Regions from separate parts of the Homo sapiens genome. Here region 2 is linked to region 1. A link is a loop called in an ENCODE intact Hi-C map of the cell type or tissue named here. Cell type or tissue: mesothelial cell of epicardium. All regions are shown on one strand. Each heading gives the region's core, and the rest is flanking DNA. Links, peaks and the distances in the headings are about the cores only. Region 1 overlaps PAX7 (paired box 7). Region 2 holds the start of PAX7 (paired box 7).

What was found. Peaks named below come from ENCODE experiments on the same cell type or tissue, not always from the same donor. Only the 100,000 strongest peaks of a DNase experiment are listed, where the experiment ranks them.
Region 2: it touches region 1 in a loop (20-fold over the local background); 1 of 110 quality-filtered maps calls a loop at or near these places.

Annotation. Positions count from the first base shown.
Region 1 is chr1:18,699,130-18,703,508 of GRCh38, forward strand. PAX7 (paired box 7) reads left to right here. Exons shown (of 9, transcript NM_001135254.2): 6 at 1,524-1,689; 7 at 3,965-4,167. Among named protein-coding and RNA genes, the nearest start is that of PAX7, 70 kb to the left of the region's middle. In mesothelial cell of epicardium, for the core only: no CTCF peak of the experiment used is centred there; no DNase peak of the experiment used is centred there.
Region 2 is chr1:18,629,435-18,633,813 of GRCh38, forward strand. PAX7 (paired box 7) reads left to right here and starts at 1,412. Exons shown (of 9, transcript NM_001135254.2): 1 at 1,412-2,254. The coding sequence starts at 2,170. RefSeq lists promoters at 1,096-1,881, 1,285-2,195, 1,919-2,195 and enhancers at 2,735-4,248, 2,743-4,356, 3,753-4,288. In mesothelial cell of epicardium, for the core only: no CTCF peak of the experiment used is centred there; DNase peaks (open chromatin) are centred at 2,314 and 3,424.

The DNA of each region.
Region 1 (4,379 bases), core at 185-4,184:
CAAGTATTCCTTGAACACTTACTGAGCTCCAGGCATTGGGCAAGGAATGCATGGCCTCTGTCCCGTGGAGCCTGAGTCTGAGGGGGACATTAGGAGCAGCACAGCCAAGAAACAGATATATAGAATCATTGATCCTGTGGGGAAGCACACAGGTAGGAGGCCCACCTGACAGAAGGCAGAGAACCTACCTGAACCCACCTTAGATGCGGCAATTAAGGAGTAGGAGTAGGAGGAAGCATTTCAGCTGAGCTCTGAAGGCCAAAGAGCCAGCTGCAGGAAGAGTGTTCAGGGGAGAGGGAACAGCATGTGCAAAGCTGAAGGTGGAAAAGAGCCCCCTCAAGGCAGCCCCAGTGTGCACCCTCATTCTCCTCTTTCTCTGACCTGTCCCAGGAAACTTGCAAATCCAGATAAGTGGGCTCTAGAAAGCCAGACTGATTTTTTTTTTTTTTTGAGGCAGAGTCTCGCTTGTCGCCCAGGCTGGAGTGCAGTGGCGTGATCTCAGCTCACTGCAAGCTCTGCCTCCCGGGTTCACGCCATTCTCCTGCCTCAGCCTCCCGACTAGCTGGGACTACAGGCGCCCACCACCATGCCCGGCTAATTTTTTTGTATTTTTAGTAGAGACAGGGTTTCACCTTATTAGCCAGGATGGTCTCAATCTCCTGACCTCGTGATCCGCCCGCCTCGGCCTCCCAAAGTGCTGGGATTACAGGTGTGAGCCGCTGCGCCCGGCCAGACTGATTTTAAGTTTGAACCTCAGCTCCAACACAGACTAGCTGTGTGGACTTGGGCAAGCAACTTGACCTCTGTGAGCCTTGGTTTCCCCTTCTGTAAAATGGGAATAGGAGAATACGTCTCATGGGTCTATGTATGGATTGATACGTGAAGTGCCAGCACAGGAAGGGGAGACAAAAATGTTGGGTTATTATCCCACTAATGTTTGATAAATCCGTGTGTGTGTGTGTGTGTGTGTGTGTGTGTGTGTGTGTGTTTCCTATTTCAAGGAGGCCCAGGGTGTGTAAGCAAAGTAGGGCCTCAGTCTCCAGAGAAAGAACCCGGCTTGCACATCTGGGTCTGAAGTGCAGGTCTCATTCAGGTGGGTTGCAGATGCGTGGCTTCCTCCTGGGGGGCTTCCTGGAGGAGGTGGTCAAGCAGGGCACCAGCATCCCTCCAGGAAGGAGCAGCTGCAGAGGAAAGAGCACTGGCCTGAGAGCCACACAGGACTGGCTGGACCACTGACTCAACCTGGCCCATGGACAAGTCACCCACTTTCTTTGGGTCTTGGTTTCCTCATCTGTAAAATGGGGATAATATAGAACCCCCTCACTGGTGGTTGTGAGGGCAGAATGGGGTCATACCTATGAAATCACTCTGCAAAGCGTCCTGTGCTGCACAATGCCGGGGCCTGCAGGAGGATGCTGGCTGGATCAGAGGGTGATGGCTTGGGCAACTGGGTCTACATGTGTTGCAGCTCTCTGCCAGGAACCTGGCCGAGGGGTCTCCATTCTCTGCTCTCCACCTCCCAGGTCTGGTTCAGTAACCGCCGCGCCCGTTGGCGTAAGCAGGCAGGAGCCAACCAGCTGGCGGCGTTCAACCACCTTCTGCCAGGAGGCTTCCCACCCACCGGCATGCCCACGCTGCCCCCCTACCAGCTGCCGGACTCCACCTACCCCACCACCACCATCTCCCAAGGTGAGTGTCTTGGCCCCGTCCTGCCATCTCAGTGGTGCCCCTTCCCTTCTTTCTTTACTTTCACTTACAAAGGCTCTTCTTTTTTTTATGACCATTTCTTACTTTCATGTAAGCAGGCTATTGAGAGCAAAAAGATGCAATCCTGCCCTTGAAATTCTTGGCCCTGACACAGAGCAGCCAGGTGGGATCCCCAAGGCAGCCCCTGTGCACCTGTTTAGAACTGAGCTTCTCAAATGGTACCAGGGATCTCCCAGGAATGTTACTAAAATGCTGGTCTGGGTGAGGCCTGAGATTCTGCACTTCTAAAAATCCCCCTGGGAATGCCCAAGCTGGTGGAGCATGGACCAGGCTTTGAGCAGCGAGGATTTGGAGGAGAGGACACTGGGCTGACCTGCTTTGGAGGGAAAGGAACGGATTCTGCAGGGACTTTGGGACCATGCATAGTCACAGTCTTTGAGTTTTTAAAGTGAGAGAGTGACATGAGTACAAATGTGCGTGTGAGTGCGTGCATGAGTGTGTGCGTGTGAGTGCATGAGTGTGTGCGTATGAGTGAGTGAATGAGTGTGTGTGGGTGTGTGCATGAGTGTGTGCGTATGAGTGAGTGAATGAGTGTGTGAGTGTGTGCATGAGTGTGTGCATGTGCACGTGTGTGTGTACTTGTTGGGAAGATGTTGGAATCATGTTGGAATCATTTTTTTTTTTAGATTATGTTGGTCTCCAACCTATGACAAAAAAAAAATTTACAAAGGGGCTTAAATAATTTGCTGGGACCTCATTTTCTTGCCTCTCTCTGGAAAGATCCATTTTCAGAGATGGAATAAAGGTCAGGGTCTCCTTTGAGGACCTGAGAAAGCTCCCTATGAGGGATTCCCCCCACTCTGGGGTGAACAGCCCTAGGCCAGGCTGGGCTGAGAGGGGTCAGAGCCCTCAGGTCCTCCTGGGAAGGAGGCCTCACTTGAGCCCAGTTCTCCCAGTGGCTTGAAGTATAAGATTCCCTTCTAGCGCTGGAAAGGGATAGGCAGAGGGAAGAAGGTGAGTGGGTGAGAGAGGATAGGGGATCAGGGGGCCTTGGGAGAGGAAAGGAAAGTCTGGGTCTCAGGAGAGAAGGTGAGCCTTGTAGGGGAAGAAGGGTTCCCTCCCCCTACCTCACCGGAACTTGCTCTCATTCTGTCACCCCAGAAGCCCTGTCCCAGCACACACCAGGAATACCACTACTTGATATTGGCCTCATGGGCTGGGCGCAGTGGCTCACAACTGCAATCCCAGCACTTTGGGAGGCTGAGGCGGGCGGATCTCTTGAGGCCAGGAGTTGGAGACCAGCCTGGCCAACATGTGAAACTCCATCTCTACTAAAAATACAAAAAAAAAAAATTATCTGGGCATGGTGGCGTGCATCTGTAATCCCAGCTACTCAGGAGGCTGAGGCAGGGGAATCGCTTGAACCCGGGAGGCGGAGGTTGCACGGAGCCCAGATCGCGCCACTGCACTCCAGCCTGGGCGACAGAGTGAGACTCCATCTCAAAAAAAAAATTAAATTTTAAAAAAGATAGCTACCTCATAAAGCCTCCTCTTAAATGACTGGCAGGCTGGAGTTCTGGAGGCCAAGGAAAGAGTCAAAGAGCCCCCTCCAGCACCACTGTGACTTGGTAAGATAAATTGAACCAGTGTTGAGGGTCCCAGCCTCTGCAAAGCTGCACAGAAGGGCCCAGAGAGCGCAGAATAACAGCCTAGCAGCAAAGAACAGAGATGGCTCCAGAGTTAGGCCATTCAAATCCTGGTCCCATCACTCACTAGCCTGGTCATCTTGTGTGAGTGCCCCAAGCCCACCAAGCCTTGGTTTCTTCATCTGTAAAATGGGATTTACAGTCTTGCTTCATACCCTTAGGCAGCGTTTGTAAAAGCACCTGGCAAGTGGTTGACGCTCACAAAACAAAACAGACTGGGTAGATTAACAGAGTCCCCATCAAGGTCTGGTTTTCAGCCCAGCTGACATTTATTGAGCACCTACTGTGTGCCAAGCACTGAGGAACAGTGGCTGGTGTGCACCTGTCTAGGGGTTGTCTAGAATGTTGGGTTGTCAGTCAAGACCTGGCCAGTGCCTACTGCCCTGCCCAGGAGCCAACTTGTCTCATCCCAGGTAGCATGAGAGGGTGGTCCCTTCCCTCCAAGGAATGGAGACCGGGAGGAGGAGTCTCTTGGCTTGCCTTCTGCTCTCAGAGGCCCAGCGTCCAGGATGAGGCCACTTGCTTAGGACCTCTCTTGGGTCTCTCTACAGATGGGGGCAGCACTGTGCACCGGCCTCAGCCCCTGCCACCGTCCACCATGCACCAGGGCGGGCTGGCTGCAGCGGCTGCAGCCGCCGACACCAGCTCTGCCTACGGAGCCCGCCACAGCTTCTCCAGCTACTCTGACAGCTTCATGAATCCGGCGGCGCCCTCCAACCACATGAACCCGGTCAGCAACGGCCTGTCTCCTCAGGTAGGTGGTCTCAGCCCAGCACCCAGGATCCCACCGCCACGAAAGTCAGACATCTGCAGACAGCACGTGGGTGGAAGCCTTGCGCTCTTTCCTGTAGCAGGCTGACTGCGGTTGGGGTTTTTGTTCTAGAATCAGGAATCCTCCCTGGACTCTGTCCTGTGCTCTTGGCTTTTCACCAGGAGTGACCAATTCCTGAAAGGCAGGACCATGTC
Region 2 (4,379 bases), core at 124-4,123, 70 kb before region 1:
CTTCTCAGTTAGAGAGAGTATGAGCTCAACAAGTTTTTCATCAGGGCCCCCATTCCCAGAAGGCCCCCCCAAAATCTGATGAGCCCCTTGTGCTAGGAGAGTGGGGAGAGGAGGGAGATCTGTCACATGCTGCAAGGGGCAAAGGTCACAGGTGAGGCGAAGGGGAGGGATGGGGACACCCTGGGGCCAGCCAGCGGTGAGCGCCCCAGGCTAAGACAAGGCTGACCCCACTGCCGAGAGAGGGCGGGCAGGGGGTGAGATTGAGGGCTGGGTTCATTTTATTGTATTTTGCCTCCAGCGTGGGGCCAGAGACGCTCTTTCCCCCGGGAGACAAAAGGCCTGCAGTTGTGGCGTCCTGCCCCGCTGGGAGGGCGTTTCGCCCCCAGGACTCGGTGTCCCGAGGTTGAGGCTACTGGTCACCCTGGCTTCAGAAAGCGAAGAATTCAGGAACCTCTGATCACCCCACCCTGACTCCTGATCATTCAGTTGGGGCGTCCCCTCAAACCCACCAGCAAGGAGCTCAGAGTTGGTGAGTTCAGAGCTGTATCAAGTCTTGACGGGCTCCCTCCCTCCCATTTCCCACCTCTTTGGGCCCCCAGATCCTCACACCAGCACCAACTCCCTGTAAACCCAACTACCTGCTGGAAAGGAGTTATAGGCCCGGCCTGGGGGCCTGAGGAGGACGGCGGCGGCTGGAGACGTCTGCACGGGGCGGAACTGGAAGGGGAGGAAGAAACCTGTGCCTAGCACTTGGCAGACCCACTTTGCCAAGCCTCGGAACCAGATACGGTTACTGGGGGCTTCTCAGAGCGGCAGGAAGGTAGAGTAAGAACCGGACACCGGGGCTCTGACATTACACAGAAAAGGTCAGAATTCCTCCCTTCAAGTCACCCTAGGCCGGTTCCCGGGGAGCCTCACTGGAGGAATTTCAGAGGGTGTAAGACGAGGGAGAAGATGAGAAATAGGGCGGACTCTGGCCCTCGGAGGCCAGAGAAAAGGCGAGACTCCAGAGAGGCGCCGGACCCGAGGCAGACATTCCCATACAGCCGGGACTCCGAGAGCAGCCGTGGGCGACCTGGGGGCCGGGGACTCGGCGGATCCGGCCCATTCATCAAAGGAAGGCACTGGGACAAAGTTGGCCCCCTCCCCTTCTCCCCCAGCCCCCAACTCGCCGGGATCGGCTCCCTCTCTTTTCACGGCGGTTCAAATTCTCCCCCAAAACGAGGTCGAGCCGGGGATTAGAAAAGAGGGAAAAAAATATTCGTTGGCGATTTCTTTTCGTTATTGGTCCTCCGCTCCCTTGCGCCCTGGCCCCCTTCCCTCCTCATGAATAAAAGAAAAGTCCGAACCTATCAGATCGCGCTCACTGCCTCCTCCTCCTCCTCCTCCTCCTCCTCCTCGTACTTCGGTGAACACTTTTGCACAACTTACCCAGCTGATCACTCGCGCCCCCTCGCTTTTCCATTTCTCTTTCCCCAACCCCGTCACCCCCTGTCTCCTCCGTCCAGCCCTGAAACCCGAGGAGGCTCCTTCTTCCGTCTGTCCCCGGGTCTCCTAGGGGACGGGGCTGTGAAAGCTGGTGTGGAGGGAGAAGCGAGTGTGGTCCGGAGAAAGAAGGCGTGGAGAAGAGGGAGGGAGCGAGAGCGAGAGAATAAATATATAAATAAATACGAGAACGAAATCCACTCCGCAGTCTCCGGGCTCGGAAACTTTGGCCCCGAGCGCCAGAGCGCCAGAGCGCGAGAGCGCGGCGCTCGCCACTCTGAGGCTGGCGGCCTCGATTCCGGCCGCGTTCCCCCGGCCCCCCTCCGCCGCGGGGCCTGGTCTCCGGGTTCTGCCAGGCGCATCAGCCCGCACAACTTCTGGCCGAGGCCAGCCGGCAGAGGCGGACTTGGGGTTGGAGTGTTTGTTTGTTTGAACTTCCTCGTCGTCGCCACCTTCCCTCCCCCCAACCTCCACCCCACCTCACCCCCCTCCCCAGCTTCTGGACGCGTTTGACTGCAGCCAGGGGTGGGGGGTGGGGGTAGGGAGTGTGTGTGGAGGGGAGGGAGAAGAGGTTAAAAAAAAGAAGACGAAGAAGACGGAAAGAAAGAGATCGCAGCAGGGGTGAAGGGAGCGGACGGGAAGCGATTTTTGCCGACTTTGGATTCGTCCCCGGCGTGCGCAAGAATGGCGGCCCTTCCCGGCACGGTACCGAGAATGATGCGGCCGGCTCCGGGGCAGAACTACCCCCGCACGGGATTCCCTTTGGAAGGTAAGAACGCCCAGGCTGGCCTCGCCGCGACTCCGCCGCCCGGAACTCGGGGTCCTTGGAGAGGCTGCGGTCTCCAGGGGACGGTGGCGGCGCCGGCGATAGCAGAGGGATCCCGTTCTCTTCTGGGTCCCAGTCCGGGCGCGGAACCCAGGGAGTTTCTGGGACCCATACTTGTCCGCTTCTGCGTGGGTTTCACTGCCCGGCGGCCTTCGTTTCGCAGGTCGCTAGCTGCCGGTCTTTACCCGCAGGGCTGAAATTCTGGTAGATTTGGACTCCTAGTAAATATCAGGTCCTGGTGAATTTCAGCTCTTTCCACTATTTCCAGACACTTCTTCCCTGACAGTTTCTCGGCTCTCCTGGCTCGCTGGCTGCCAGCTTTCTACTCTTGTTTTGAATTATTTTTTCCACCCCCGGGATTGGTCTTCCAGTCCTTTATTTCGAACCACCTACCATGGGTGATACTTTATATGCCTCAACTACCACGGCTATCCATTTCTTCCGAAGCCACAGTCAAACACTCCTGCTTTTCCGCCTGGAAACAAACTAATTGGAAATAATAATTAGTAATGATTTTCCCCCTAAAACTTTTTACTCGGGCTTCCGCACTCTGGAAATCTCCCGGGAGAGAACCTCTAAACGGCGAGGTTTAGAGAACCTCTAAACGGCGAGAGGGGCACGGCAATGTCCAAACGAGAAGAAAGAGCTGATTTTGTAAAGCGTCCTTCCTAAACATCCAGCGCCCGCCCGGGGAGACCCGATAGGACGGGCGGCGGCGAACCGGGTCCTGGCTGGAGAAAAGGCTGGGAGCGCACAGCGGAGAGACCCGCTCCTGTGTTTTTGTTCTGTTTTCTTTTTAAACTAATGGAAGGCCTCAACCTGTCACTGAGGGATCATTTGGCTTCTGAGGGTAGGTAGCCTAGGGTGTCACAGAGAAGTCATTAGAAATATGTGCGACTTTTTTTTTTTAAATTACTCTTCCTGTGATCGTTTGAGTCCCTGGCGCGTGAGGAAGGGGAGAGGAGGCAGGGAGGGGGTGGGTGGGCTGGCAGCCTGCGATCCGGGAGGAGCTCCCTTGGGCAGCGAGACGGCGCCGGGTCCCTGAATTAGACAGAGGCGAAGAGAGCGGCTCCGTGATCAAGTGCGCGCCGGCAGCCACGCAGGCGGGAGAGCGCGCAAACCCGGGGATTTGCAGTGGCACTCTCCTGTAGCGAATGCAAGTAAAACAGGCGGCTGAGGACGCGCGGCGGATTAGAACAATATTTGCCCAACATGACGCAGAATACTGAGGAGAGCCGAGTGCCGGTCGCTAAAGAGGCTCTTGAATATAAAGTTGGGCGCTCGAGAGCTCTTGAGCGCTAATGGCATATCCCGCCACGGAGACCGAGTGACTCCGACTTTGCGACGCACGATTTCTGATTAAATCCGAGAGTGGCTTCAGACACCGACTTTTACAAAGAGAGGTGGGGGGACCGGGAGAGCGAGGGAGGGGGCGGTAGGAACGGCCCAGCAGCGGAGCCTCTTCTCGCCTCCTCCCTTTCAATTACAGTCAGCTCCCTCCACTCCCGCGGCTGTGAAATCGTTCTAATCTTCCAGATCTCCGCAGCCGCTGAGTCCCCAAATTGGGGGGATCGAGGCCGGATTAGTGCGCTGGGTGTCCCCCCAATCTTCTGTGAGGAAATTGTGTAGACTTTGCATTAAGGCAACCAGGCGTTCTCCCCTCCCCAGCACACACCAGTGATGCCTGTCTTCCCGGTTCCCAAAGTCACCCCCACCCGGGGGGACTGTGTCCCATCTGCCTACCAGCCTCGCAGAGCCTGCAGGCACAGTTCATGGATTTGTGAGGCCAAGTCGACTATTTAATTTAGGAGCTTTGGGGCAGTAGTGTCCTAAAATTGTCCCAAAACGAAATTAGGACTTCGAGGGTGGTTAGAAGCAAGGAGAGTCACCCAAGGGACAACCAGGTGCCCTTGGAGGCAGCAGCCAACAGCATATGTCACCCGTCCCTCGGCTGTGCCTCAGCTGTTCCCTGGGACAGTTCCACGGCTCTAGCCAGAGCTGTAAATGTAGTAATCAGCCAGGCCTTTCTAGCCCCCAACAAACTGGATCATTCATGACTACCAGGAGC